2 separate regions of the Homo sapiens genome follow, and region 2 is linked to region 1. The links are chromatin loops, found by intact Hi-C in ENCODE. Cell type or tissue: dorsolateral prefrontal cortex. All regions are shown on one strand. Each heading gives the region's core, and the rest is flanking DNA. Links, peaks and the distances in the headings are about the cores only. Region 1 overlaps DLG2 (discs large MAGUK scaffold protein 2). Region 2 holds the start of LOC107984425 (a long non-coding RNA gene).

The links. Peaks named below come from ENCODE experiments on the same cell type or tissue, not always from the same donor. Only the 100,000 strongest peaks of a DNase experiment are listed, where the experiment ranks them.
Region 2: a loop joins it to region 1, with 2.2 times the contacts of the local background. A loop is called at or near these places in 2 of 110 quality-filtered maps.

Annotation. Positions count from the first base shown.
Region 1 is chr11:83,598,690-83,614,680 of GRCh38, forward strand. The region is part of intron 19 of DLG2 (discs large MAGUK scaffold protein 2); the gene reads right to left. Among named protein-coding and RNA genes, the nearest start is that of DLG2-AS2, 31 kb to the right of the region's middle. In dorsolateral prefrontal cortex, for the core only: no CTCF peak of the experiment used is centred there; no DNase peak of the experiment used is centred there.
Region 2 is chr11:83,537,359-83,553,349 of GRCh38, forward strand. DLG2 (discs large MAGUK scaffold protein 2) reads right to left here. Exons shown (of 28, transcript NM_001142699.3): 20 at 4,324-4,500. It overlaps LOC107984425 (a long non-coding RNA gene), which reads left to right and starts at 8,132. Exons shown (of 4, transcript XR_007062817.1): 1 at 8,132-8,173; 2 at 9,081-9,165. In dorsolateral prefrontal cortex, for the core only: no CTCF peak of the experiment used is centred there; a DNase peak (open chromatin) is centred at 8,763; H3K27ac peaks cover 406 bases.

The DNA of each region.
Region 1 (15,991 bases), core at 3,623-8,622:
TCTTTGGGAGTCATATATTAAATGTAAATGAATTATTCAGGCAGAACTTTCTCTAAAATAGATGTTACGCTTCACTGCTTTAGCAAACAGAGTATACTGAACATAATTTAAATTCTTCTGAAGTCTCATGACTATCATTCAACATGTCATTTTTGGTACTGTGTATCATGCAGTAGTATCTTCAAGGCTACTGAGGTGTATAAAGCTGTCTGCCCCTGCCCTAAATCTGCCACACATTTAAATCCTGCGGCCTTACCTCCAGCTGGCTTTCATCTGCCCCATATTCTCCAGTCCCATTGCTTAGGCCTAGTTTAGGGCCTCACAATTTCTAGCTTGGATTGCTGCAGCAGCCAAACAGGTTCCCCTATTTCCTATTCCTATTCTCAGCATCCCCAAGTCCTTCCTTGGCACTTAGCAAGAGTAGTTTTTCCAAAACCACATCTGAGTACTTGACATGCTTGCTTAATAAACAAAACAATTCTTTCAATGGCTCTCTATGAACTACAGCCTTAAGTCCAAATTCAGCATGGAAGGTATGTAAATACCTCTGTGAGCTCACCTTATCACCTCTCGGACTTCCCCTTCCCTCATGCCTAACCCCTCCAGAGGAGAGTAGGCTTCTGTCATGCTGAACCAGGTCTTGCATGATAGATTCCTGAGGGCCTTAGGCTATTTCACACCTCCTTGCTTTTGCTTATCCAGCTTCCTCTGATTGGAAAACTGTTACGTCTGATTGGACAACTATCTATCGCCTCCCTCCCTATCATTGGTTTTCTAATAAACACTTACCAATCCTTCAAAAGATCCAAAAAGCATCTTAGGTTTTAGGAAACCCATCTTGCCCTTCCTTTGTCAATTCCCTGACTAGGAGTGACCACTTACCCCTTTCTTTGTGACACCATGGGGCACTGAATAGCTCTTCATAACAGCGTAATACTGTGGAATTACCTGTGTAACTCCCACCGCCACTAGACATTGTGTTTTTTGAGGACAAGATCCTGTGTCATTTATCAAGCCCCAACCACAGGGCAGGCACTCTATAATCACTGGTTAGTATCTTTTTGAGTCCTACTAGTTCTCTCTTTCTCTCTTGCTCTCATTATCCTATCTGTAACCTACAGTGAGTTGAAAAGCAGTATTAGTAGTTTGGAAGAACTAAACTAATGTTAAATAGGTTTTGCATGAGGGGCTGTAGAGATATCTTTGAATTAAGTTCATGAGCTTGGAAAATCTATATTTCTAGGAACATTTATTTTGGCTACTGATTAGTTCTTAATAGTGTTTTGATCCTTGAGATTGTTAGATAAATTGCCTACAGATAAGCTGAGTGTAATCTGATGTGATTGACATTTATTGAAACCCTCCCTAATGTCCCAGGTTCTGGGCCAGAAACTGAGAACATAAAGGCATGGTCAACAAGGCATTTAAGAGGCTCATGTATACGTCTATGCCAGTTAAAATAAGCTCATGATAGAGAGATTATTCACACACACATCCTATTTTTTTCAAAGATGAGGAAAAGATGAGTTCACACAGCTAGCTATAGGGTGTGTGTGTGTGTGTGTGTGTGTGTGTGTGTATGACATTCAATTCCAGGTCTGTGTGAATCCAGCTGAGCTCTCCATTTTACTCTTTCCTGTTCCTATTGGAACCAGCCTGTGAAGACAAGAATGCAATGTTTCTCTTGAGAAATTTTATACATCTCCTTTTCTGCTATCACAACTTAAAGTCCATTCCTGAATATAAAAAATTGAATCACAAAATTTGGCAGCCTGTATTTAATGGGACTTTTAGAAAACTTGTTTGATGCTGTGGATTACTATCGTAGCTACATACAGTCAAGGCAGACAGGAAGAGAGAGAGGGTAGTGTCTGAGTGCCAAAAGTCATCCATGTTCTTAGTCTAGCAATAGCAAATACACGGCCCTCCTGTACAGAGAGATGTGCAGACTGGGGCCTCTGCCCTGGGGTGCATTACTGCCCACACACCAATCTCAGAAGCAATGACTATCTCTGAAAACTCCTACCTTTCCTAAAGCCTGAGCACATGTTCAGTCACCTCAGTGAAAGTGAAGGAGGGAGGAAGGGTATTAGTTTAGTCTTGTCAAACATGGGCTATAACAGAGGCTGCAAACAGACTTTGCCTCACATGCCAAAGCAGATGGTGTGATAGAGGCTGTTGAGAAAGCTTCTGAAGTTGTCTCTGGACTCAGTGGGAAGAATGCCGAGTGCAATGATAAACAATGTCTGTTCTGGTATTGAGGGAAGCATTGCCTATAGGTATTTACTATCCTTGGTAGAAGTTTCAGTTGTCATTTAGCATAAGCCAGGCTGTGCTATTACTTAGTGTAGAAGTTCTGAACTCAACTAAGAGCATGCAATGATAGAGTAAGATACAATCTATAATACCTGTCAAATCTGGCACATAGCAGATGCTCAATAAATGTTTACTGAAGAAATGAATGCAAAGTCCTATGGCTTTATGTTGGAAGAGAAATAGAGTTCTTCCCCTCATAATCAGGGGAAGTGGGGTACACTGAGATTACTTTGCCAAGGGTCCTCAATGCCATGCCGAAGAGTTGGGGGCATTATTCTATATGGGCTAGTAGTTTCCAAACTTAGTTTAATTCCCTAAGGTGTTCTGTATGTAGAATTCCTGTGATGTATGTAGCTACCCTGTGATGTTCTGACTTGGTAAGTTGGTAAGTGTGGGGATGGAGCCAACGATTCTCTTTTTGTTTGAACCACCTGTTAGCTTCTCAAACAACTTGTATAATCAGCCAAATATGAGAATTACAGCTGCAAAGTAATATGTGATGTTCTTTTTTTTTTTTTTTTTTTTTGACAAGGTCTCACTCTGTCGCCCAAGCTGGAGTGCAGTGGTGCGATCTCGGCTCAATGCAACCTCTGCCTCCCAGGCTTAAACCATTCTTCCACCTCGGCCTCCCATGTAGCTGGGACTACAGGCACATGCCAACATGCCAAGCTAATTTTTGTATATATTTCTTTCTTTTTTTTTTTGGTAGAGATAGGGTTTCAGCCTGGGCTGATCTCGAACTCCTGGGCTCAAGTGATCTGCCGGCCTCGGCCTCCCAAAGTGCTGGGGTTACAGGCGTGAGGCACAGGGCTCAGCCGTCAATGAAGTTCTTAAGGAGAAGAACAACTTGCTGTGATCACAGATCTTTGCTTCTGGTTCTCCAAGTTCTTAGTGTTTTCTGCTTATTGAGACCAGAACGAACCCTGCTTTGTAGAGACAGACCTACCAGACTGTGTCCTGGTGAATCAGACTCCAGCTCCCAAAGCACTTTGCCACAGACCCCTCTTCCTCAGGAAGAAGGATGAAGATTGAGCACTTTTGCAAAGCAACCAAGAGAGTAATGTGCTGCAGTGGGAATAAATCATGGACAGAGGAAATGAATGAACCACATGTTTCTGGATTTCAAATATCACTTCTGGAAATGAGCGAGTCTTTCTGCTTTCTGATTTCAATTAATTTTCTTACAAACTCTCCCTAGCATTTTTCATTGCAGTCAATTATTTAACTTGTTCCAGTATGAAAATTGGGTCCTTACAAAACACTTAATTGATTTGACCCGTGCTCTGACACAACACTTTGCAAAATGCATGTGCGTTCATACAGATTAGTCATCTGAGTCATTATTTTCCAGCAAATTACAGCACCATGCCGGCAGTGGATGGCACCTAATATTGTGAAAATATGAACTTCTTATTCTTGTGGAGAGTTACAACAAAGAAAGGGTGGTTGGAAGTCCAATAAGGACATCATTTGTCCTAAGACTTTGACTAGGAGTCTATTCATCTCTAACACTGCCTCCCTGCAGGAGAAAACGTTAAACCAAGAAAGAGATTGGGGCAGAATGGAGAGAATGGGGCCTGGGCCCGGCAGACTGAATCTGAATTTCAGAGCAGCTCCTTGGCCATGTTTCAGTCTTAGAACTGGACAAAATTTTTTTTTAGCTGTTTTGATTCACAGCACACCTCTGTGTAAATTTGGATACATTCTTACCTGCCTCATAGTGGTATAGTGAAGAACAGAAAAAATGAAGAGAGAACCTGAATATAGTAAGTGCTCAGGAAATGGTGACAAGGATGTGATATTGCTGACAAAATTAGTTTATCATTTTTTATTCCAATTTTACTTATTTATAATTCAGTCTCACCTATTTATAGAACAAACTGAGGCAATATGATCACATTTTAAAGAGCATTCTTATTATTTTCCTTCATGATTCTATTTTCTATATCCATACACTCAGTCTAGGCCTATGCTTTACCATCTTTTTTTGTTTTAGGGATAAAACCCAGTGACTGTGTGTGTGTGTGTATGTGTGTGCATGTGTGTGTATGTGTGTGTATGTGTGTTCGTGTGTGTGTGAATGAATGCATACAAGTGATGGTAGTGGGAGAGAGATAGATCGCATATTCAATAAATCATATAAAATCTCTGCACAATTTTTTAAAAATAAAATAGTATTATACACCGATCACCACGACAAAGAATATTAACAGTGACTTAGATTCCCTCAGGATGCCATTTTTTATATAATTTCCTTCCTAAGTACTCTTCTTCCATAAGTAACTCTCCTGAAATTAGGGTAAATCATCCTCTAACTATCTTTCTTTTTTTGGCCCATCCATGTTGATGTATATAACAGTTCTTCATTCATTCTCACAGTTATATTCATTGTATAAATATAACTCATACATCCATCTTACATTGTTATCTTTAGATTTTATTAACAGTATCAGTATATATATTGTTATACATGTCTTCTATCCCTGTATACAAATTTTCCCTAAGGTACATGCTTAAAGAAAGGAGTCGCTGAGTAATATTTTTAATTTTATTAAATAATGTTAAACTGTTTTCCAAAGTAGTTCTTCCAGTTGACACAGTGGATGAGAATTCTAACAGTTTCATATCCTCTCTAACACTTGAATCAACTGGACTTCATAATTTTTATCAGTTTAGTAAATGTGAGTGGTGCCTTATTGCAGTTTAACTTGTAATTCCTTGATTATCAATGATTTTAAGCATGTTTTCATATGTTAATAAGTAATTTGTGTTTTTTCCTCTTTGTTTTAAAAGTCCTTACCCATTTTCTATAGGGCTGTTTGAATCTTTCTGATTGCTTTATAGTTCTCCATGTATAGTATTCTAGAAGTGATTTTTTACCAGCTATGCAAGTTGCAAATATCTGTTCTCTTTTATTTTCAATTCATGTCACATTTCACCTCAGAAAAGTCAGATATAAGATCCCAAAGGTTTTTATTTCTCTAAACTGCTGGTATGAGTAGCTAAAAATATAGATAGATTTCAAAATAAATAATTCATTACTGTGGTTTAGCAGAAATATATTCATGAATATCTTTGCTCAAGCTTGCAGAAAGTGCTGAAAAGCTAATTAAACTAAACTAAACTAAACTAAATTAAAAACAAAAAGACAGCACTGTGATGATGAAGGCTTTCATGCCAAGACTCCAAATATACTAGAAAAATTTATCTTCAGCAGTTTACTATATTCACAATGACAATGCTTCAAACTGCTTCCTTTATTCATAAGAGATTCCACCTATTTCAAGTGTGTTTATCATCCAGCCAGCACAGGCAAATGTTACCAAGTTAAGATTGAATTTCAAGTGTGTTCTTGGAATAAAACTTCTGAGAATATATTTTTCTTTAATACAATTCTCTTGGAGTCATATTTTTGGTCAACTCATCTTTGGGTTTTTGAGGAACTGAATATCCTCACCTGCTTTTTTCTGAAACAAGTGTTTCTGGGAGCTGAAAAATACACTTTGTCAAATTTCAGGGTTTTTTAGGGTAGTGAAAGTACTCCATACGATACTATAATAATGGATACATGTCATTATACATTTGTCTAAAGCCATGTATTGTTCAATACCAAGAGAAAAACCTAATGTGAAACCATAGACTTTGGGTGATAATGATGTGTCAATGCAGGTTCATCAACCGTAACACATGTGCCACTCAGGTGTGGAATTTTGATAATGGGGGTGGCTACACATGTGTGGGGGCAGGGTATATGGAAATCTCTGTACCTTCCTCTCAATTTTGCTGTGAACCTAAAACTGCTTTAAAAAAAGAAAATCTATAAGACAAAAACTAATTTAAAATTTTGTTTTAAATTCAAAGGGTGTTAAATGAAATTTATGGGAGGCTATTGTTTGGACTAAGCTCCTGCACTAGGCCCAACAGGCCAGAGCAAATCAGAATAGAGTCATTAATGTTAGGTGCCATATAATCAAACTTTGAAATGGACCAGTTTTCAAAGACAGAGAGAGAGAGAGAGAGAGAGAGAGAGAGATTGATTGATTCACAGCAACCAATCAGAAGGGGCCCAGTTTAACAGAGCCAGAAGGATAAGGAAGTTTCCTCTGATTTAACCCTATGAGGAGGACAGCTTTAAAATGCCCAATTCAATTTTGTTTCCCATTTCTGCTTTCTTGAGCCATTTTCTGCCTATAAAGCCAATCTCCTCTCCTCAGCTCACTGGAGTGCCTTATCTAAGTCTTTGGATGAGATGCTGCCTGATTCATGAATGAAAGCCAATTCAATCTTTAAATCAAATTGGTTAAAATTTTGTGTTTTCTAACAGGGGAAATGAGCTTTTTACGACCCACTCGGCAATGGTATTTAATAACGTGGAGAAAAAAACAAAACACGTAAGCAAGCAAGCAAAGAAATAAACATAAATGTCCCAACTAATTTCTAAAGCAGTGGGACCAGGGAAATAACTCCAGAAGAGACAACAGTGGTAACAGCAACAACGATTGATTACTAAGTGCCACATAATATTCTGAAGAGCTTTACCAGAATAAGCTTAGTTAATCTTCATAAGAACCCTATGGGATAAGAACTGGTTTTATACTCACTTTAAATATGAAGTAACTGAGACTCGAAGAGTTTAAAAACTTATTCAAGGTCATGCAGCAAGTTAAAGGTGCAGCTGCTTCCTGCAGTTCTTACTTTCTATATTATCAGCTATGTTCTAAAGGACTGCAAAAGCCAGGTTTGTGAATGGAACACAGAACAATACATGCAAGAGTACTTGCAGTGTTCCACTATTGTCCACAAATGTGAGAACTTCATACTTCTTCCATTTCATGGCAGTCAGCAGTCAGCATTTTTCTGCTATCAAGCCATGAAAGGTAGCAATAAAAACATTAGTATCTCATAATGCATAGCATTTACCGCTCTAAACTGTCGCTGTGATTTACTTATCTGTGACTTGAGATACTAGGAGAAGGGAACATACATTTGTTGAGTGACTTCACTATACTAGTTGTTATGCTACTTTTTAGACTCATTCCACAGAGTCATCGGTGATTCTTTGGTGTTTAACTCCTTTTCAAGAAAGGGAGGAGCTGCTACTTAAAAACATAAATTATCTTTTCATACTTAAAAGATTTACACAAACTTGAGATCCACAGAGGATTTAAGCTCTTAGGAACCAGAGGTTAAAAGGTAGTCAGTATACACTACTATACATACTAGCATATATGCTAATATATGCTAACATTTATAGAATATATGTATATATACTATAGTTGTAGTCAGTAAAGAAATTTTAAAACACAACATAATGAACAAAAACAATTAGCTAATCTGTATCTATGTATCTAAATCCGTAGGCATTTATTGTTTTATTAAGAGTGAGGAAACCTTAGATGGGTGCAGCCAGAAGCTAAAAACAATCTTATCATAGTGAAAGATGCATCAGAGGTACTGAAAGCCTTTAACATCTCCACTAGTATTTCTCATCATCTTTGAAATCAGAAAAAACAATTTTGCTTCCCTTTAGGAACGTCAGCCCATACAGTTGTCAGGGTCTTCACGGAGTTGACCTCTGTTTAAAGGAATAGAGCTACTGCTACTTGAAAACATACGTTAGTGTTTGTTAAAAAAAAAAAAGGCCGGGCGCGGTAGCTCACGCCTGTAATCCCAGCACTTTGGGAGGCTGAGGCGGGCGGATCACGAGGTCAGGAGATCAAGACCATCCTGGCTAATACATTGAAACCCCGTCTCTACTAAAAACACAAAAAATTAACCGGGCATGGTGGCGGGCGCCTGTGGTCCCAGCTGCTCAGGAGGCTGAGGCAGGAGAATGGCATGAACCCGGGAGGCGGAGCTTGCAGTGAGCAGAGATCGCGCCACTGCACTCCAGCCTGGGCGACAGAGAGAGACTCCGTCTCAAAAAAAGAAAAAGAAAAAGAAAAAAAAATTCAGCTGAATTAAATTTAAAGGAGTTTAATTGAGCAATGAACGATTCGCAAATCGGGCAGCCTCCTGAGACACAGCGGGCTCAGAGACTCTAGCGCAGCCACATGGTGGCATAAGATTTACAGACAGGAAAAGGAAAGTGACATACAGAAAACAGAAGTGAGGTACAGTAACAGCTGGATTGGTTACAGTTGGTGTTTGCTTTATTTGAACACGGTTTGGATAGTTGGCTGCATTTGATTGGCCAAAACTCCATGATTGGCACAAGTGTAGGCTATGGTCTGTTTACACCTCCACTTGTTATAGTTCACGATGTACAGAGAAACCTTTAGGCCAAACTTAAAATATGTAAGGAGGCAGCTGTAGGCTAAACTTAATTTAACATGTTTAAATCTCATACTCTCAATTCACAGAAGAACCGTCTCAGTTAATGTATTCATGAAATATTGTCTATGGGCACTATGGTGGGGTCTGTTAGTTGTCTCCCAGTACCCACTGTCCCCGCTGTTCTCTTTTAGTAACAGGACTCCTCCCGTCCATCCACGACAGAGTCTTAGCAAGGCACATGGACACTTACTACATTTCCTACAACTACTATTAGCAAATGGTTTAGCAATTTATTTAAAGTATTTGATTATAACCCAACAATTTCACTCCTGGATATACCCAAAACAAATGAATGCATCTTTTAAAAAAGATTTCTTCAAGAAAGTCTGTAGCAACTCTATTCATAAGAGCCACAAACTGGAAATAATCCAAGTATCCTTCAACAGAAGAATGGATAAACAAATTGTATTATATTCATGTAATGGAATAATACATAAAGTAATAAAAAGCAGCAGACTACTCAAATACAAAACAATATGGATGGCTCTTATAAATATCATGTTGAGCCAAGGAAGCCAGACATGAAAGAACAAAGACTGCAAGTCTAAATTTACATGGAGTTTAAGAATAGGCCAGGGCTAATCTATGGTATAAAATTCAGAATAGTAGTTATTTCTCAGGGTAGGGGACAAGGTCTAGGATTGACTGAAATGGGGCATGAGGACGTCTTACGGGGTGTTAGAAAGTTCTGTATCTTGACCTGGGTGGTGACTACATATACATGCTTTTATTAAAATCCATTGATCCATGCATTTCAGTGTATATACAGATGCTCCTTGATTTTGGATGGATTGTGTCCAAATAAACCCACTGTAAGTTGAAAATATCAGTAAGTCAAAAATGCATTTAATACACCTAACGTACCAAACATCATAGCTTAGCCTAGCCTACATTAAATGTACTTAAATTAGCCTACAGTGGGCAAAATCATCTAACAATGAAGCTTGATTTATAGTATAGGTTGAGTATTCCTCATCTGAAATGCTTGGGGCCAGTAATGTTTTAGATTTCAATTTTTTTTTTTTTTAGATTTTGAAATATGTACTTTAAAAAATCTGAAATTCAAATTACTCCACAATGAGCATTTCCCTTTTCATGTTAGCACCCAAAAAGTTTTGGATTTTGGAACATTTCAGATTTTGGATTTTCAGATTTGGGATGCTCAACCTGTAAAATGTTGATTATCTCATGTAATTTGTTGAATACTGTACTGAAAGTGAAAAACAGAATGGTTTTATGAGTACTTAAACTACAATTTCTGGTAAACATGTATCATTTTTGCACTATTGAAAAGTTGAAAAATCCTATGTCAAGCCATCATAAATCAGGAGCAATCCATAATTATACTTCAGATAAATAAATCAGGACACACACACACACACGCACACACACAGAGAGAGAGAGAGAGAAAGAGAGAGAGAGATCCTTCAGATACTACAGCTGGTTCTAATATAAAAGCTAAAAGCAGAGTTGATTATGCTATTTGTTGGGGCAGCAGGCTAATGAATGAACTGCTTTATTTCATTTTTAGCTCTATCATTATAATTTAAAATCCAACAAACTATGGTGGATTTCTATTACACAGCCACCATTTTGAACCCTCTGCTGTCCAAGAACCTTTCTAGCCAACCAAATGATAGCAAGCCGTCAGCACATTCAAACAGAAGCCCCCCTTTAAAGTAAAATACTAGGCTGAATCATATGAAACCTTGATAGTTTCATATGGTTTAACCTAATATTTACATCAAATCATAGGATGAATTAAATCAGAGATGAAAGTGACCAAAAAGGAGATGGCAAGAAGAAGAGTACTTCCCTTGGTTCGACTTATTTCATTATGGGCACAAATGGCCTACAAATTGAAATAAACTTAGAAGATTTCCTAAGCCAGGCAATCTTTTAACCCTAGACATGCCCTTCTATACCAACATACAGGCTTCAGAGACCTGAGATAACCATTTCCAGCCTTGTAGCCAACCTGCCCCAGCAGGGCTTCATATGCTGTCATATTCTTGGTCCAACAGGTTTAGTGCTAATGAGAAATCTGGCTCTGTGCTCCTTTCTGGCTCCAAGCACAACTAGGGCAGATGGAGGAGCCCTGAGAGCTGGAAATGACAGAATTTTGAAATTTCCCATTAAGCTGGCTTGAGTTTTAGTTACAATGTACACAAAGTAGGAGAATCTGATTTTACGAGATTATCTAACAATTGATTTTAAACCCAAAAACGAAAATGTATTTCCCATTATTGACAACAACCTAGGAGTGTATAAGGGCATGTGTGGGATCTTTGCATGCATCCTCCCTTCTCCCCACTCTCATCCTTAATCTCTCTGCCAACCTTGGAGTTGAAATAACCTGAAATTTGAAATTCATGACATATAATCCCTTTCTATTTCCAAGCAAAAAAAACCCTGCTGGAAAAGTTTGCTCCTAAACTAGCCATGTTGGAGCCCTATCGTTTTCTACTGAATTTTTCTTATTAATTCAGAATTATGTCCTCATGTAAAATAGAATTTGCCTTTCTTGGGCAAAGGCAGCCACATAGATACAGGTTGGATATCACTCTCTCTGTAGGACATGTGGTCAAGTTTTAAATACTTGGTACTTGGATTTAAATGCTTGTCCTTTTGGGAAAGCTGAGAATTATTTTCATACTATGAAATTTTGACAGTGTAACCCCAGGGTCTCAACACTCCTCAAACATCACACTAGGTAAAAATATTGAAATGCTACTGGTAAGAATGTCCCCTTTTCATGTCCAGTGTTTATATTTACTACAAATACTAGGTCTCTAAGACCTGGGCTCCTGTACTATGCAGCGTCCCCAAGACCATGACTAAAACCGAGCGTGAGAGTCAGTGGATGTCGGACAGGAAGGGATCCCAGAGTTTACCTCTTCCTATCTATGTGGTTTACGTGAAAAACATCTAAAAGCCGGAAATGGAAGTAATTGGCACAAGGCTGCCCAGCTAACAAGAGGGGCACCACAACTCAAAGCTAGGTCCATGGTGCTGCACGAATCTGTATCAGTGTGGGAAAAAGGAATGTTTCGACTTGTGAGACATGATTGAAAACAGAGCAAAAGGGAAACAGTAAGCTAATTAAACATCTGTGGAACCCTGTGATTTGACGAGAAGTAAACAAAGCAAAGAGGGAAAAGAAGGGAACTTTAGGGACTGGCAGTATAGCAACCAACTATCGAACAGACAGGGTAACAGATCTGTGGTAACCATAATGGAGGTAATATTTATTAAGCACATTCAATCTGCCTAGAAGTGTGTCAAGCAATTTAATGCATCATCTCATTTAATCCTCACAACTATGCAATGAGGTAATAATAATAATAATAATAAATAATGACTACCATTTATTGAGCATCTTTTACATATAGACTGAACACTATGCTAAGCATATTATAAATAGTATCTGATTTTATTTATACAACATGATTATGAGGTTGGTACTCTTGTTATCCACAATAGAAAGAGGAGAAAACTGAGACTTAGAGAAAACAACATTTTCCAGATCACACAACCGGTAAACAGAAGAAACAAATTAAAACCCACATCATTTTATCAAAGAACCTAATCTTTTAAATGCATCATTTTATCAAAGAACCTCATCTTTTAAATGGATCACTATTCTGGCTCTCAAGTACAGGTTGCTTAAAAATTAACACAAAAACATTATTTATCAATACTCATGGTCTTTTATTTTCCACAAAAAAAATCAGATCTAAAATAAAAGTCAGTATTTTACAAAGAATAGTCTAATTGTCTAATCTATGTTGCAGGCTGGAGTGAATCACAGTTTTGGCACTGGATCTAGAACTGTTATTGTCTGTGGTGTTAAAAAAATTATGTGTATTAACATGGGAAAACAATTGCATAGCCCTTTTGAACGTAAAAGGAAATATGTTTAATGCATGTATATTGAGAAGGGGGGAAGGGGGAGAGAGAGAGAGACAGAGAGAGGCAATATGACAGAATTCAATTCACTGCTTCCAGGATTCTGTAGGAGGCCATGCTGTTCGATAATTTCAGAACTATAATTTTAAAATGAGTAATCTTGGTAACCAAATCCATTAGTGAAGCATGCTATAGAAAACAAACATCGTGTGATGACTGGCCCTAGACAAACTGACAAGCTTTGTTTTTTGCTTTTGAAACTCCAGGCATTATTTACATACACTCAGCTCTAACACAGGATCCTTTAATTAAGACTTTTACACTTATCTGTACATAAAAATGGAAATTATTTCAATAACAGCACATCTTTTTCTTTTGCTAAATTGCCAGTTAGAAAGGAAAATTATAGAAATTCACTGAATGGTACTGAATGATTACCTCTAAAGGTTAATTATGTCCCCTTAAATGGGACTCACTTAACTATTCTCTTCTTTGTCCGCTGAAGCAGTAAGGGACTGATACTGAACTGAAGGACGGGAACAGGGGACACTGAGGGCTTGTTGCCAGGTGGCAGCTGTCAAGGTGATTTAATAGCTATTCAAAGATCATTTCTTTCTGCTTTTCAGTTCTCCAGGAGCCAGTTTACCTTTAGCTGCTTTTGAAGGGGGGGCAACTGTTTGAGCGGGAGGGAAGCATGCATTTGAAGTAGCACACAGGTATAAACATGGGTGATAGAAGTCTTATATACTTGACCTTTACCACACACTTGGAGAAATGGTGCACATTAGGCCTAGACTAGAGGAAAGAGTTTAATTTTCCATTTGGATCCCCATGGAGTGCTTAGGATCATACTTTTTCCAAGGCAATTTATCACTAATTCTTCCATCCATTATCTGTCCCCACCCCCTCCTCAAGGGCAGGCACAGGGCTAGGTGCTTTACTTGCATATACAGGCACTAGAGCAGAGTAACAGAGTTAGATTTTGGCTTGACTATTGGCTTTGCCACCTAAGAGCTGTGTGATTTAGAACAGGCTTCTCAACTCTGAGCCATATTTTCCTAATTGTAAAAATAGGTCAATAATGTTTTATCTCTCACCGAATTGGTGTAGGGATTAAATAAGGTTAAATGAGAAAATGCCTAAAACATAGTCAGCATCTGATAAATAGTAGGCATATTAGGTACCATCATTTCCATTTCAGGTATGAGAAAACTGAGGCTTAAAAAGATAAGTGACTTGTGCAAGATCTTAATTCTAGTAATGAACAGAGATAAGATCTCACCCCAGGAGTATGAGAAACATACTCCTCACAGTAGCATGCCTCTCCTTTAATAAACTCACCATCTAGGGAGGAAAATAGTCCCTTAATCTTGGAATTTTCTACAACCATTATAACGGAAGTGCTATGAGAGTAGGTGCAGAGGTGAAAGCCTCTAGGAAGGCATGGTGCCTGAATGGAGTCTTGAAAAACCATTAAGAACCCCATAAACTGAATGGGAAGGAGGAAGAGACAGTATGCAGATTGAAGAAAGGGCCTGTGCAAAGGAAAGGAGAAATGAAGGAACAAAGTGCTTCCTGAGGCTCCATCCAGGGCTTTTAGGGGAAGCAGCAGAGGAGGGTGTAGAGGTAGGCAGAGTCCAAGTTAAAATAGTCTTCTTTACCTATTTGGTGATCAAGAGCAGTGGGTATGTTTTAAATAGATGGAGAAACTCAAGGGTTAAAATGGCTGGAAGCGAATGACACTTGAATCTTTTCCATTTTCACGTGGAAACAGAACATCCCTCCCACCAGGCAGGCTGGCCTAATGTTTCCATGCCAACCAATTGCAGAGGCCTGGGATAGGCTAAGCCTAAGTCAGGGGAGTGGCATGGGTAAACAAGAACACAGAGGGGAAAAGCTAGGGTTAGGGTCAAACTATGGAGGCAGGCAGCAAGGGGAGTGAGGAGCAGTGTACTATGGAGTCGGGAAGACTGGAGCAGTAAGAACCAGAACCAGAAATGAGGATTGGGTAAACCTAGTTGTACCTGAATTTACTGCAAGCCCAGTCATTGCTATATACACATGTGCACACACACATATGCGCACACTCAAACTATTAATATGTTCTTTGGCGCTCAGCTGCACTCTGAACATTTTCAAAGGGACCTCATGAAAATTAAGAATTTCTAATCAGTTCATTTCATCACTGGAAATCAAAATGTAAATGTGAGAACTCTGATTTTCAAGAAATCTTACCAACCTTTTCAATCTGTTTTACAAAGTTATTTATTTTTGAAACAGGGGGTTCTATTTTTGCTGAGTGTTAGCAAATTGTAGCATCAGATTCAAGGTTGGTTTCCAAATTCTGAGTCAACTAATGTTAAATGTGATTAAAATTGAAAGTCATTTTAGGAACTGGCCTTCTCATTAGCTAGCTGCAGGTTTGCACTAGACTTCCATGCAAGAAATCTGAGACTTTAAAGAAATGATTATTTTCAGCTTAAACATGAGCTGAGGAAGTAAAGGTAATTTTTTTAAAAAGAAAAGAAACCAAAAAAAGAAAGAAAAGATAAAATAGTGGTTCTCAGATTTGCTGCATACTGGGATCACTAGCAAAGCTTTAAAAACACTAATGCCTGGGGACCCACTCCCAGAGATTCTGATTTAGAGTAGGTCTGGGCTGGGGTGAGACATCAAGGTTTTGAAGAGCTCTACAGGTGCTTCTTACCTCGAGCTAAGGTTGAGATACAATGAGATAAAGCAGAGAGGCAGCTAGTAAACAAGGCGATTTTTGGCCCCTCCCTGGAAAGAAAGCCAGTGTGAACTTGATGAAGTAGGAAAGAGGCTGAGACCTGATTTACAATGGCAGTGGCTCCCTGCTCTTGATCAATGTGAGTTCCAAATTCAGTGTAGGGTGGGGAGGTGGAGTTGGAGGTTCTTTTATTATTGGTCCCTCCACTACACTGGGAGTACCCTAAAGCAAGGACTGAGTACTTTTATCCTTGTATTCCTTGGACATGTCTAACTGTCTGCAATATGGGATATCAACAGTTGTTTGTAAAACGAATGAATGAAAAAGTTTGAGGTCGAGTATGTGAAATGAATGTTACAGAGACTCAATTTTTACCAGATTTCTTTCTTAGCACATTCAAGAAGTCATGCGCATGGGCAACTGCAGCGTGCTTTAATAGAAAAAAATAATAAACAAGCTGGGAGCGATAGATCATGCCTATAATCTCGGCACTTTGGGAGGCGGAGGTGGGTGGATTGCTTGCACCCAGGAATTTGCAACCAGCCTGGGCAACATGGCCAAACTCCATCCCTACAAAAAATACAAAAATTAGCCAAGCCTGGTGGTGCATACCTGTAGTTGCAGCTAGTAGGGAGGCTGAGGTGGGAAGATCACCTGAGCCTGGGGAGGTTGAGGCTGCAGTGAGCCGTGATCACACCA
Region 2 (15,991 bases), core at 6,325-11,324, 59 kb before region 1:
GTCCTGTTGGAGGGAGAATTAGAATGTCACCCACATTAGTGGCCACAGGCTTGCTGTGACAGCTAGGTGAGTAAACTCTTATATAATGCCAGCCATATGCTGCCATCTGAGAGCCCAAGTGACCAGTCACTAGGGAACAATGAATAATCTCTTTGGCTTAAGAGAGCATGGGACAGCCAGGCGCGGTGGCTTATGCCTGTAATCCCAGCATTTTGGGAGGCCGAGGCGGGCAGATCACCAGAGATCAAGAGTTTGAGACCAGCCTGGCCAATGTGGTGAAATCTCGTCTCTCCTAAAAATACAAAAATTAGCCAGGCATGGTGGTGGGCATCTGTAATCCCAGCTACTCAGGAGGCTGAGGCAGGAGGATAGCTTGAACCCGGGAGGTGGAGGTTGCAGTGAGTTGGGATTGTACTCCGGCCTAGGCAACGAAAGTGAGACTCTGTCTCAAAAAAAAAAAAAAAAAAAAAAAAAAAAGAGAGAGAGAGATACCATGGAACAAAACCCAGCTTGGCCTCTTATACACTACATAATCTCAGAAAAGTGATTCTATGCTAAGAGTCCAGATTTTAAAGTCACACAAGCCTGGGTTTGAATTCTGCCTCTTCCACTTACTAGGTCTATAATTTAGGGTGGTCCTCAACCTCTTAGGATTTCAGATTTTGTGTTGATACAATTAGAATAGTAGCGCAGACTTCAAAAATTTATAATGAATGTTAAATGAGATAATACAAGAAAATTGTTTAGCACAATGTCTGATCTATAGTAATAACTCACTATACAAAAGGCTGCTACAAAGATGATTATGATAACGCTGCCCATAATGTCACTTCTCATTACTGGTCCCAGTTTCCTTACTTGTAAAAAGGAAGTAATACAGGTACCCTACTTCAGGTGCTCACTGCCAAGTCAGTCCCTTTATGCTAGGTGGGAGCAAGACATGGACTTCCATTTTTCTCTCTTAAAAGACCCTGCCACCAGACTTGAGAGCTGTAGGGCCAAGAAGAGCCCCAAACCTTTGCAGTTGCTCATAGAGACATCAGAAAGGCATGTGTTTGAATCTAGGCTTAGCCCTCTGCTGCCACTGTAATTTTGGCAAGCTACTTGAATTATCTGACTTTCTATTTCCTTCCTTGGCATATGCTCCTAGGGTAGTTTGTTCCTGGTGTAGTGTAAAGCCACCTGGCTTTGCTATCAAAGAGACTGGTGTTTGGTCAGTGGCTGGCTGTGTATTTTTGGGTAAGTTACTCGACTTCTCTGATCCTCAGTTTCCTTATGAGGTTTTTGTGTAGATTAAATTGAAATGATGTATTTGAAAGCACCTGGTGCAATACATGATCAGTGCTGTTATCAGATGGAATTCACTCTCTGTCTGCTGCCGTTTCACTTTCCTGGCCTTTACAATATAGCCTGCATTGCCCTAATCGCAGAGTAGCTGTGCCACAGTTACATGTTGGTCCCACAAGTGATGGGCTCCAGGTAGTGAACCAACAATAGTACGTGGCACTCAGATGCTGCCCAAGCAATGCTTGCTGAATTGAATTTTGCTAGCTCTTATTTTTGTATCTGTAGGGGGCAAGATTTCATATGTCTTAAGTGCAATTCTGTAGCCTGGATTCAAATTCCAGTTCTGCCACTTACTACACGGGCAATTTCAGGCACATTAATGAACCTCTCTGTGCCTCAATCTCCTCATTTGTAAAATAAGGATAATAACAGCAACTTACTCATAGGGTTCTAATGAGGTTTAAATAAATTAATAATTGTAAAGGGCTTACAACAGTGTCTAGCGTGCAACAGGAATGTTTTGTTCAATAAAATTTATTCACCATCTTCAGAAAAAAGGAGGGGGAAGGTGATAATATTCATACTCTTCATCTCATGGTTTCATTTGGGATGATTAAATGACATTATCAATAGAGAAACATTTTTGAAAAGGATATAAAGTCATACACTGATGTTATCCATTATAAGATTTAAAAAATTTTCCAGATCAGCACTACTAGGTAAATTATACTCAAGAAACAGGCTAGAAAGAAATTAATGATTGAAAAATAACATCAACCTAATAAATGTACGTTTTTAAATTACATTAAAATAAGTACATGGGTACTCTTTGTGGGGTAGAATTGTAAGTGATTTTTATGTTTTTCTAAATGTTCCCACCTTTCTACAATAAAAGGTATTACTTTTACAAATACTTAAAGGAATAAAAGTAACTATTTTGAAAATAATTAAAATCCTAAAAAGAAAATTTGGCAGAAATGTATTTACAGCTATACATTATATGTATATAATATATATTATATATATGAGGTGGAGCTACTGCACCCTTCATAAAAAGTAGAATGTAAATAAATATCAACCTTGCAGTCACTAATCAAACTTATTTTCCAGGTCAGCTATACTCTGGTTGTTAAGATGGTTCTCTTCCAAAATAAGAGAGAAATAGCTAATTCAAGAATGATTACCAGCAGGTGGAAAATTATTCAGGAGGAATAGCATTGAGAATGTTCTTCTGGAGAAAAATGATGAGCTAATTGAACAAACAAATGACTTGATAAGATTGGTTAGAATCATAGAACCTCAGGGTTGGAAAGAGTCAGAAAACTGTATAGTTCAACCCCTGTATCCAAAATTTGAATCCCTTTTCTATCTTCCCAGATAGTCCATGCCATCTTTAGGCAGCTCCAACTAGTGAGAGGATTTCTTTAAAATGACCTGACATCTATTTCCGCATAGCTTTCCTTCCTCCACCCCATTACTATCTTTGGGGCCATAATTCAACAAGATGGCTCTTTCTTCTAGAGAACAGCTCTTCAGACAGCTCAAAATAATTAAATCAAAGCAAACCAAAATGCACGTTGTCTTGACATTTTATTTGAAGTAAATGGAAATGGAGAGACCCGGAATATAAACAAGCCAGTGCTGAGTCAATGCTTTAAACATGTAACCTTTCAGAAAACACACACAGCCATTCTACAGTCAGAATGCCCTGGAAAAGCAATGTTAGGCAATTATCCAGGAGCCAAGAGGCTTAAAGAAACCCAGAGAACTCTGCTGGTGGGAGATCTATAGGCACTGGCATGGGGGAGGGAGAGGCTCCCTGGAATTTCGGCACCTTCACTGTGACTCCTCCTGGCTAAAGGTAAGAGAACAGCTGAGGACCAGTGAGCCCTCTGCTTTCCATGTCCCATTCTTTCCCAGGCTGTGCGACCACAGGCAGAGAGAAGAGAGGATCAGTTGTCTCGGGAGCACAAATACCCCACAGAGTTATTCTGAGGTTTAAGTTCCATCTCCCCATTATGGTTTGTACTAGCTCAATCACTTGATGTGTAGTAGCACTTGAATGCCCAGCTTCACTGGGAATATTTTACAAAGGCATTTTGGGTGTTTGGAGATGAGGATCAAAGCCCTTTGAGAAATCTGCAGCTTGAGAAAAGCTAGTGCCTGCTTTTATTAAGCATAATTCCTGACTGATTTTGTACTATATCTAGTCTCTGGGATACAGCCAATTTCTGTTTCTTGGACATCTTGGTGCCAAAGGGACATTTGTGAGAAGGAAAGTTCCTGTCTGGTGATGGATCTGCTGGGACAGATTAAGGAGTTGGCTGTTCTGAAGCACATTTCTGCTTTTCAAAAGCAGAGCTGAAGAAATGCTTGGAAGAGAAAGCATGATACTCTTGATTTAGGAAACACTTACACAGAACTAAATATCTTGGTGGCTATTGGAAGTTGTGAGGTGGGGAACAAGAGTAAAGAAAACAGTAAAAAAAGAAAAAAAATTGTAAACCCAGTCCTTAGACCTCACCAGATGTTTGACAGCTCACATCCCAAGCACCTGAATTTGAGATGAAGGTTTTCCATTTTTTTCTACTAATATTTGGAGATATCACACAGCCAGGACCTTAGCCTAGTAAATTGCCTACTTCATTTGCCTTCGACTTGGCCTTTCTATAACATTCATTGGTAAATGTTGAAACTCTGGAAATAAATGGACTGAATTTGTAAGTCGGCATATGAGCTGATAAGCACAAGTTTGCACATGCACACACTGGTAAAAGTTTTAGGAACACAGTGTAAGCTGATCCTCTTTCTTCCTTTATTTCTTGTCACAGTCACCAATTTTGGTAAAACCCTAATATAGGAAAAAGAGGATTTTTAATTCATGTCACCTGTCACCACTGACAATTTTCCTGCAGATTGACTATCCCATTTAAATAAATTTAATTTTGTGAACAGTTTCTCCCACCTTCTTCTTCCCTCATCTCCACTCGCTGGATAGCTGACAAGCAAATATTCTAGTACAAAAGGCATTCTTACCTCCTTTTGCTGGGGATGACCCCCATCTCCTCACTGTCTCCCTCCAGCATGACTCTCCTGGCTTGCCACCACTCATCATCAGAGGCATTGATAACGTGGAGAATATCTCCATATTTAAAACTAAGTCCTTGACTTGGCAGCCCACTGTCCTTGCTCTTGTCGTAGTCGAACATGGCTCTGGAGGAAAGGACAAAAGAGGACATTGTTAGGAATCTCTGGCAGCACAGATTTAGGATTTATGGTTTCAAATGTTTGCTCTTGCTCTGAGAACCTATCATCACTTGATATCAACTCCCGGAATGATTCCCTGGATCACAGTCCACACTCTCACTGCTTTGGCAACACACTAAAGTTAGTTCTTGCTTCTTCTTGGAGGTTACAGGGGTGGCCTATAGATTCCCCCAAACTGAGATCTGCTTCTTTTCTTGGAGACCATCAGATGTTAGAAGGTGATAATAGAAGATAAGAAAGGTACTTTACTACCTAGTTGAGATTTTTTTCCCCTCCCATTACAATCAAATTTTTAAAATTACTAAAAAAAGTAAAATAATAAAGAGAAACATGGCTATATTTCTAAATGAAGCATTTTGTACTGTAAACAAATCATCTCAGATGTATCAGCCTGTAGAACTGTTTCTTTTATAATGGGAAAAAATGGTAACAAATGTCCACCCATAGTAGGCGGTGATTCCTCCACTCAATGAAATATTGGACCACCACTGCAACTGGATGAAGAGGTTAATGTAATCACCTGAATACATGCTTAAAATGCAGTAAATTAAAAAATCTATGCGTATGTGTGTGTATGGATAGACAAAAATCATATAAACAACACGACAAATATTTGTGCTTCCATACGATGCCTAGCTTACCTCATCATGGCACTTATCTGTGAATTACAATTGCTTTCTGTATCATGCTGCCCCCACTAAAAAGCATTTGCTAAGCATTTGTTAAGGCCAATGCACTGTAATATGTATGAGTGGCAGCATGAGGGAGGTGGAATCAGAATCAAAATGATGAACCAGACCTTAGAAACTAGCTGTCATCATTAAGAGGTGAACATTTGCCACCACTCCTATATTGTCCACATCCTGCTGTATATCCCATTTTCAAAAATCACCACCCCACACATACAGCATATGACTTTCCCAGAGAAGCAGATTTCACTACCTGTCTATCTATTCCCCTTTGATTTCATTCTAAGAATTTCCTTAGAGTATAACCACTATGTATGCAAAACTAGCAAGATCTGGGGAACAGATTTTTCTAAAAAATTTGTTTTATTTTAGATTTTTCCACACTGAGGACCAAGTGTGGTTTCTTCTTCTTTTTTTTGCCCATCAAAGAAATGTCACATCTGCTGCCATGGCAACAAGAAAGAGCTGAAGACAGCATCTAGAGCTCTCAAACACAGCAGGAAAAGTATAATTAATTGCAACGTAGTCCCTTCTTTCATTAACACTGTCTCCCAGAGATGGAATTTGGAGAGGGTTTCTTGGTCCAAGCTCCCGGAATGAATCATTTTCACCTTGACCACCCCTGCCAAAGGCTCAGACAAAGTACCAGTCAGGAACAGGGAGCTGGGGAAAGGCCAATGCCCACTCCTGAAGCTATCACTTCTTTGATCCTGTGATGTGACATATATTAGTTAACATTCTTGAGCCACAGGTTTTTTGATGCAAAATTAGTCTAGTAACAACATTCACCTAGATTTACTGTGATCCTTAATGAAATAACACATATGCAGCATTAAGCCTATAGTATGTGCAGTCTAGTGTATTACAGTGTGGTTATGAATATGGACTACTGGGTCCATGTCCTGCTCCTACTATGTCTTAGTCTTACAGCTAGTCAGCTGGGCAAGTTACTTAGTCTCTTTCAGGCTTCAGTTTCCTCATATACAACATAGTGATAATGATGACAATGATGATAGCAATACCTCCATTATGGAGTTGCTGTATGGGTAAAATGTTACATAAGGTAATATATATAAAGCATGTACAAATGGACCTGGCACACAGTGACAAATAGTAAGTATGAACTAATGTTATTATTATTATCTCCCTTTTTCCTTTTGGGTAGAGGCTAATACAAATCTTTTCTATAGATTCTACTCTGTGCAAAAAGGAGTTAATGTAGCAGGCCTGAGACTGCTGTTCTTGCTTGTAAGGGTGGCCCTTGGCTGACATCTGGAAAGTTAGATTTTGGGAGGGTTCCCACCATTTTCTCATAAGAATGGCTTACTGTGCCTAAACTGTTTGTACAAACAATATCATTTATACTGAACACCTGCTTTCTTTCTGGGAGTCTGATATTCTGGTATGTGCTAGGCAGAGGCTGCCTACATGACCAGCCCCCAGTAAACCTGGACATTGAGTCTCTAATAAGATTCCCTGGTAGATAACATTTCGCACCTGTTGTCGCAATTTGTTGCTGGAAGAATTAGGCACTTCCTGTGTGACACTACTGAGAGAGGACTCTCGGAAACTTGCAGCTAATTTTTTCCAGACTTTGTCCTATGGTCCTGCTCCCTTATCTGACAGTTTCATATCTTTTTGTGGTAATAAATCATAATCATGAGCATGATCATGCTGAGTCCTGTGAACTATCCTAGTGAGTCATCAACCTGGGAGTTGTCTTGGGGAACCCCAACACACTCTCTATAGATTGCAAAGCATTTTCACAAAAGTTACCTTATTGTGACTCAATCAGTTGCTGTGAAGAAGGTATGACAGACATAGTACTATCCTCCCCACTTTTTTTTGTTGTTGTTAAAAGATGAGGGACAGATCTAGTGGGGCCCACTGACTAACTCCAGAATATATAGCTTAGTGGCAGCAACCTAGGACCAGAACTTGGGTCTCCAGATCCAAGTCTAGTTCAGTGCTCTTCACCTTGCCCCCTCATTCATCCTGGGAGGTGGTGATGATAAGGTGTTGAAGATGATAACCATGATGGCTACTACTACTTACGCCCTTATTAGGTGGTCTGGCACTTCATAGTCATCGTCTTATTTGATGTCACAGCAACCCTAAAGGTAAAAATTAGTATCCCCACTTTATAGATGAGGGAAGGAGGCTCAGGAAGTTAAGGAGCCTGGCCCAGGTCACACATACACATGTGGTGGAGGTTGAATATAAAATGAGGTGTATCTGACTCCAAAATCTGCTTCCTTAGCCATTTTATTATGTGGCTCAATTTCCCCACTTGTTGCCCTCTGGCCATGCTCACGATCTAGCAGTGCCAAAGACTTTTAACCTTCCCTTCAGGGCTGACAACTGCTTCTTCCCTAAATTCCTGAAACTCCCTTACTGCTCAGTCCTTGTCCAAGTATTTCTTATCCCCAAAGTCCTTGAACTGCTGGCCTGACTCCAGGCTCCTTCTGGATGTAAACTATGGGGAGTTGAGGTAGAGAAACCATCAGAAAGGCTAACAAGTAGTAGCCAAGGAGGCAGGCTCTGGAGCCAGACTGCCTAGGTTTGCAGTTTTTTAACTATGTGATCTTAGGCAAGTTACTTAACCCCTCTGGGCCTCAGATTTTCTTAACTGTAAAACTGGCATAAATCATAACACCATCTATCTCAAAAGAGTTATGGTGAGGATTAAATGAAATAATATATGTAAAGTATTGTAACACTAGCCTGGCACTAGTGAGGGCTCAATAAATGTAAGATATTATTATAATAACTGTTATTCTGAAAAATATATTAGAATTTGAATCAGGGGATCTGTGTGCCAATTGTGCCACTTAAAAGCTGTTTTCTGGACTATGTGAAAGACATCTAAAATATCTCTGTATCCTCAGGACCTGGTAGTGTGCCGGACCCAAAGTAGACCCTCAATACAGGTCTGTGAAAATGTTTCAGGTGACTTTTGAAAGCCCGTCTTCTTTCATGTCTCTGCATTCCCATTTGAAGTGGGGGTGGGACTATTCCTGGAGGTCCCTACCAGGTCAGACATTCACTCGCCTGTGTTCTTCTATTCCCAAGAGTCCTTAAGGGGAACTTTCCCACTCCTGCTGTTAGCTGCAGGTGTCCTTCCTGAGGAGCTCAGCAACAGGTTCTTTCCACGAGCTCTATTGATCTTGGACAATCTGCCCCTCTAGGATTACATTTATTCAGACTTGTCAGGTCCCTAAAACCAAGCAGCTGACACATTTCAGCAGCTTCTGGCTCCTTTGGATATTAATGGATCCTCACATCTGGGAAAAATGCTACAGTGCCCCATCACCTAATTTAACAAGCGATAAGCTGTTTTTAATTTGCTTTATGTGTTAATTCATCACAGCAACTTTTATAAAATGCCATTAAGACTCACACTTTCCATCCAGGGTGCTTTTAGCAAGGCCATTAGACAAATAGAATTGGACATGAATAATGTAACAACTCTCCCATCCCTCCTACCCCTCCTGAATTTCAATGTGTGGTGGCCCCTTGCCAACTGGGGAAGTCTAGTAAGGGAAGAGTGAAGCAGCTGCTCATCCTCATGACTATGCAACATGGCTGTGAGATACCTGGGTACCCTAACAAAATAGTGCTTTTTAGGTGTCGCACAATGTAGTAAGCATTTTATATTCATTGTCTCACTCAATTTATTGGGTAGGCAACATAGCATATGGGTTATATGCCAGGCTTCCAAGACAGAGGAGAGCTGGGTTTATGTCCCAGTTCTGCCATTCTTAACTGTATAATTTGGGCATGTTACTTAACCTCTTAGATAACCACTTTACCATAGATGGCCATTCTCTTATTTAGGAAATTCAGATAGTAATGGCACTAACGCAAAAGGGTGCTGCGGAGATACGACAATGGGATGACACATGTAAAGTACCCAACACAGGTGAGTTCCTCTTTGTTATTATTTCTGACAACAATTCTGCCATGTAAGCATTTTTGGTCTCATAAAGAAAATGAGATATAAAGAGCTGAAATGAAAATAAGATACTAAGTAGCAGAACCAGGATTAAAGTATAGGTAGATGTGTCTCACTCAAAAGCTCATGTTCCTAATCTTAGAATTCTTGGAATTCCTGATAAGAAATGTTGTACTTAGATCTTATACCTAAGGATTTCATGATTTGATGATAACACTTATAGTGATACTATGGACTAGCCTGCAAAAAAGATGCATGAGTAGTTTTTAGAGGACACATTCAATTCTCACAGCTATCCTGCAGTGCATATATTAGCCTTGTATTATAGAAGAGGAAATACAGATTTGGATAATTTAAACAACATGTTCAATGTCATGCCATCTATCAAGTGATGGGGCAGGACTCAAAGCCTGTCTGCTTCTAAGACCTATGAATTTCCTACGATACCAACCTCTATGCTCTTTTGCAAGCAACTCTTTCCAGCTCAAAACACTCACACTCTCCACTTGGCTTAGACTGAGGTAATATTTAACAATCATGGACCTTAAAAGTATTGGTGTTTACTATGTAGACCAGGGAATTTAGTTTTGGCTATACCACTTTAAAGCTAGGATAGCAGCGAATGATGAGGATGGAAAGACAGTATCACTAAGAATAGGAAAAATTATTTGATGTGTTTCATAGTTAACAAGGATATGATAGGAGAAATAATATCCTTAACTCACTCCCCCAAAATGTCCACACTTTAATTCTCAGAGTCTATGAATATGTTATCTTATATAGCAAAAGGGACTTGGAGATGTGATTAAGGTTAAGGATCTTGAGAAGGGGAGATTATCCTGGATTATCCGGGTGGACACAATCTAATTACATGAATCCTTAGAAGTGGAAGAGGAAGACAAAAGAATGGATCAGAGAGATATGACTTGGGAAGGACTTGACCCACCACTGCTGGCTTCAAAGTTAGAGGAAGAGGACCACAAGCCAAGGAAAATGGTGGCCTTTTACAAACTGGGAATGGTTATTAGGTTACAGCCATCAAGAAAACAGGCACCTTAGTCCTACAACCATATGATGACCTGAATGAGCAGAAAACAATTCTCCTATTGAGCCTCTAGAAGGGTTACAGACTGCTGAAAGCTTTATTTTAGTCTGGTGAGATCTGTACCAGACCTACAGAACTATAAGATAATAAATTTGTGTTGTTTTAAGTCATTAGTTCTGTGATAATTTGTTATGGTAGCAATAGAAAACTAATATCAACTTTGGTACTGGAAGTGAGGTGCTATGTAACAAATACCTAAAAGTGTAGAAATGGCTTTTGAATTGGGAAGTGGACAGAGGCTAGAAGAATGTTGAGGAACATGATAGAAGAAAACCTAGATTGCTTCTAAGAAGAGATTGCAGAAATACAGACTTTAAGGATATTTCCAGTGAAGCTTTAAATACTTCTTATGGAAATCTGGACTTGGAGAATGCTGAGGGTGACAGCTCAAATGGAAATGAGAAGCATGTCATTGGAAACTGTAGGAAAGGGATCCTGGTTACACAGTGGTGGAAAGCTTAGTAGAATTACGCCCTGTAGTTATGTGAAAAGAAGAATCTTTGGGGGCCAGAGGGCAGACTGTGGTAGGAAGAATAATGGTTCTCCAAAGATGTTCACGCCTGAATCTCTAGAGCCTTATGTGGCAAAGGAAACTTGTGGATGTGATTAAGGTCAAGGGTCTTGAGATGGGGAGACTATCCTAGATTATGTGGGTGGGCCCAGTCTAATCACATGAGTCCTTAAAACTAGAAGAGAAAGGCAGAATAGAGATGGAACATGAAAAGGACTTGAGTGCCATTGCTAAGATTTGAAAATGGAGGAAGCAAATTTGTCACGGCAGTAATGTAAAGCTAAAACAGAGGACAAGAAACAACATGCTTTAATAGAGGGCAGGTAGAAGACAAGGGCCACCAGTTTGAGGATTCTGTCAAAGATTCTTTGGAATAAAACAACTACTCAGCAACAACAACAACAACAACCCACTGAGTGCCTGTTATTGGCCAGGTTGTGTGCAAAGTACATTTATGTAATTCCATCTCATTGAATCCCTGTAAACAGTTTGAGATATAGGTATGATTATTTCTATTTTGTAGATAAAGAAGTTAAGAACTAAGGTTTTAATTCTAATTCTCACAAAAACCTTATGTGATAAATATAATTTTCCGTATTTTAAGATAAAGAAGCTGAGATACAGAAGAAGCAGCCTTTCCTTCTCTAAAATTGCAAATCACTCTGCTCTTTTACCTCTCTGGGAAGCCTACAGCTTCTAGTCTTGAGTGGGAATATGTCTTATCTCCTTTACTACATCAGAAACAACATCAGGAGCTCCCAGACCAAGTCTCAGCACAGAGTTTTCACAGATGGATTTATAAATGAACAAGTGAATCAGCAAATTACTCCCTTCTGTGCTGTGAACTTGTTTGGTCTAGGGAGGCCTTTGCTTTCCTGACAACATTAAGATGCAAGGAACAGAGTGCTTTGACTCAATTTCCTTCATTTCTTGAAGTTGAGGCCTCTGCTTGATTAGAGGAGACCTGGTCCTCACCTTTCTATGCAGCAAGAGAAAGAACACTAGCAACGGAAAATAAAGTCTGCTCTCTGCTCCATCCCACTGTGCCTGGCTTGGACACATATGACCCATTTTCACATTGTCAAGGTAAGCACATATGAATAGTGCAAGAAGCATAGATGTTGGAATGAAGAAACACACGGTTAAGTCAGTCCACTCTTTCTAGCTGATTGTCACTGAGAAAATAAGTGGAGTAATCTGAGCTTCAGTTTTATCTATAAAATGAGGTTTGTCATTCCTACATCTCACATATTTGCAGAGATTCAATGAGATGATAAAGGAAGAGCATTTCACATAATAACTGGCAAAACAAAAGTTCCTTTACTTCACCTCTTCTCTACTCTAAAGATGAGCAAGTGTCCCACAAGTACTGGAAGGGAGATGAAATAAGGATGGTGTTTTTACAAATGTGACATAAAAATGCATATGTAGTAAACTTCTTCAAAACATTTTCTCACTAGAGGGGTATGGGAAAGGATGCTGGGAGCAGAGAGATCTAAACTTTAGTTGCTCTTATTTTATAAAAATCACAATTTTCTATTTGTATTATCTTCTTAAAAACAATCATTCGTCCACTCGTGCATTTAGTGCATATTTGTCTTGAAAACAGAGGAGGCACCCTGGAAGTAAAAAGAAGCTTAGATGGAGTTAGGAGTGCAGATTTCTAGTCCTGGCTTCAACATAATTCACTATGTGATCTTGAGTAAGGTACTTAACCTCTATGGGCTTCAGCTTCTATAATAATTAATAGACCAACTGCATTTCTCTAGGATGTATTCAACTGTGACCCAAAAGATAGCTCCCAAAATGTAGGCATTATTCTCATTTTATCGAAGGGAAGATTTATTATGTTCTGTGGATTGTATGACATGGGTTATACCACTTAATCAACCTTATAAAGCAGATTGGTATTATTTAAAGATACTCTTCGTATTACAACAGACTGCTTCTATGTTTTGAGGGTGTTGGCAAATGTCCATTTCTATTGTTCCTAAAAAATCAGGCAATCACTGTCATGACTGCAGATAGAACTAATTGGACACCAACCAGAAGCCCTTACAGGTTGGGCCTCCCTGCAGCTATAGCTTTTAGAGTATAATCAGGGAAGAAGCATAACTTCCAGGGGGAACAACTTTCTCTTTCTCTCTCTTAAGTCCTCAGTGCTCCCAATTCACCAAGAGATGTGGTATGAGCAGATTTCACATGTCCGGGGGCTTGCATGTTGATCATTTTGGACAAGTCATCAGAGTCTCCAGGGACGGGGCCCATTTGAGCCCACCTTCTCTTTCAGGCTGTCCTGGCAGTCTGTCAGATTGGCTGAGCTCCAATGTTGACTCATAAGTCTCTTATCTGAGGGAAACAGAGGCAAATCTGAACCTGCGCAGAGCCAGAACTCACTGGACCACAGTGAATGGCATTTCAGGTTTCAGGGCTGGGTGAAGCTGCAAAGATTAATCATCTTAAAATCATTTTCCTTTCCCCCAAATGCCATCAGCTTGCTACTCAAAAATTAAATGTGGGTAAGAGGAAGACTGCTTGGATGAACAGCCCAGGTTTTATGACACTTTCAAGAGCTCTTATGTTCTGGGTCTGTGTATAAGGCAATTGAGATATGTTAACTGAGATATTTCAGAGAAGCTGACACAGCCCTGATTACAGTCTTTTATTTCTGAATTGGGCTAAAAATGTAGATCAAGCTTTGATATTCACCTTTCAGTATTTTACTGCCATTAATTAGTAAGCTTGGGGTGGGAAAAAGAAGAAATAACCTGGCATGGAATTTTATTATTGCTAATAGTCGATTATCATTCAAACATTTAAGTTTATATATGCATGACTCGTGAAGATCATGAGATGGTAAACTCAGATAGTCCTGGATTCAAATATTAGCTCACTATTTTAAGCTGCAGTATGATTTTCAGCAAATTACTTCATATCTTTGTACCTGGGCTTCTGTATATGAAAAATGAGGGGCAAGAATCCCTGTCCGACAGGGTCCTTATAAGAATTACACATGAGAGCTTTTAGAATCCAGTAGGTACTCAATATTTGTTAATTGAGTCTAAAAAAATCTAAATTTTTTCCCCTGTAAATTCTATACCCTGGTTCTACTGTTACTCACTGGAATATAAACAACTTAAGCCTACCTCTGCTATCCAGTAGCACTCTTTTAAGTGTTTATGGACTGACAAATGATAAAGCTAGTACGGTCCCTAGCTCAGCAGAGGTGCTGGATAAAACTCGTTTTACTCATGAGTATATGAAAAACGGGAGAAAGACATTCAAGAGCATCTGAAATGACTCCTCCAAATCCTTAGTACCATCATAGCAGCTCATCAGGGTAAGTAATGACATTTACACACCACAATATCAGACAGTTGGGCAATCACTTTGCCTGCCCCAATACTGAGTTTGTTACTTTGCCTATGATTTTTCAGAAAACTGGATGGAAACTACAGGCTGTACTGTAGCAGGAGAAGACCTGAAATTAGGGAACTTACCCTTCTAAATCTCATATGCCCGTAAAGTTTCCCATTATCACCTGTTGACTAGAGATAGAGAGGACATATGGTTCCTTACTCACCCAGGCAAAAGCATTGAGTTCAGAATGTAATCAAATTCCCACAGATGGAAATGAGATAATATTCATTTAAATATTAAATGTGATATTATTTTCATAGTCTCTACTATGTGCCAGGCACTCTATAGTTTGTTGGGACTCAGCAAAGGCTTTCTTCCTACAGTTGTACAGCTTGATGTTTGGTTGGGAATATGGGTAAGAAGGTACATTCATTTGGCCACTTACTCATTTTCATTCAGCAAATACTTTTGAGCATTTACTGTATGTCAGTGATGGTTCTAGGAGCTTGGGATCTATCAGTGAATAAAAACAGATAAAAATTCCTGCCTTCATGGATTTTACATTCTAGTAAAACGAGATTGGCAAAAAACAATAAACATAATAAATAGGCAAATAGTATGATAGGTTAGGAGTTGATTGTTGCTATGGAAAAAGTTAAAAATAGAGCACGGTAAGGGGGATCAGGATTCTGGAATAGAGTAGGGCTATGGTGACAGTGAAGGCTGCATTTTCAAATGGGGTGTTTTTTAAGGTAGGACTCGCTGAAAAAGAGATGTTTGAGGCAAGGCTTGAAGGAGGTGAGGGAGTTAGATATACAGGCATCTGAGGAAAGAGTGATCTCAGAGGGAACAACAAGTGCAAAGCCTGTAAATACAGTTACAGTTGAGTCTCATATGTGCTATGTTAGGAATTAGTATAGGGTGCTGCTCTGGGATTGTAGAGCTCCTAGGAAGCCTCATCAGGTGCTCATAAAGAAGTTGGTGAATGGGGAGATGATTCATCCAGATTTACTAGCAGAGGGGTGGTAGCACATCTGCCCACCCCTACCTACTAAGCAGCCTGATCTTTAGGCATTTTCTTAGTGGAAGCCGCCTCTGTAATATAGTAATCTCATATTCTTGAGGGCTCAGCTTCCTTCCTTCAGCCTCTCCCCCTTCCTAAGTCTCATTGGAAACATGCACATGAGCTGGACCACTGAACAGCTTTTCTTCTTGTAGACACACATGACCACAATTTATAAAGTGCAAATCAAATTCTTTGGCCAAGAATTTTTTCTAACATTGTTATGAAAGTAGAAGTATTGATCAATATAAAAAATTCTGCAACTTTCATTTTTTGAAAACCATGACTTTCTCTGGGAATCCTTCCTGAATCTATCAAGAGAAGGCTATTTCTTCCACTCTCTGTGCCACATTGTAACCTTGTATGTGGTCTTATTCTTATGCTTAGCAGGCTACATTTCAGTTGATTTATCTGTAGGTGTATCTTTCCTTCTAGACTTCTTGACTCATGAGAGTTAGGTGAAGTCTTACTTATCTCTGTGCCCCTTGCAAAGAGGAAAAGGTGCTCACAAAACCAGGCTAAACTGAACTGAACTAAATTCAGAACACAAACTGTCTGAACTTCAGAAAATTGCCTCATCTTGTTTGGTCTCTTGAAGTTTCCCCATCTGTAAAATGGGATTAAAATATTGTATGACATCAACTCTAAGATTTTTTAAAATTTTTATGTCTAAAATCAAGATGTTTTTCCACTATCAATGCCATCTCATAATTGAATTGGCAGAATTTTTCCTTTTTTGGTAACACATAGGGTA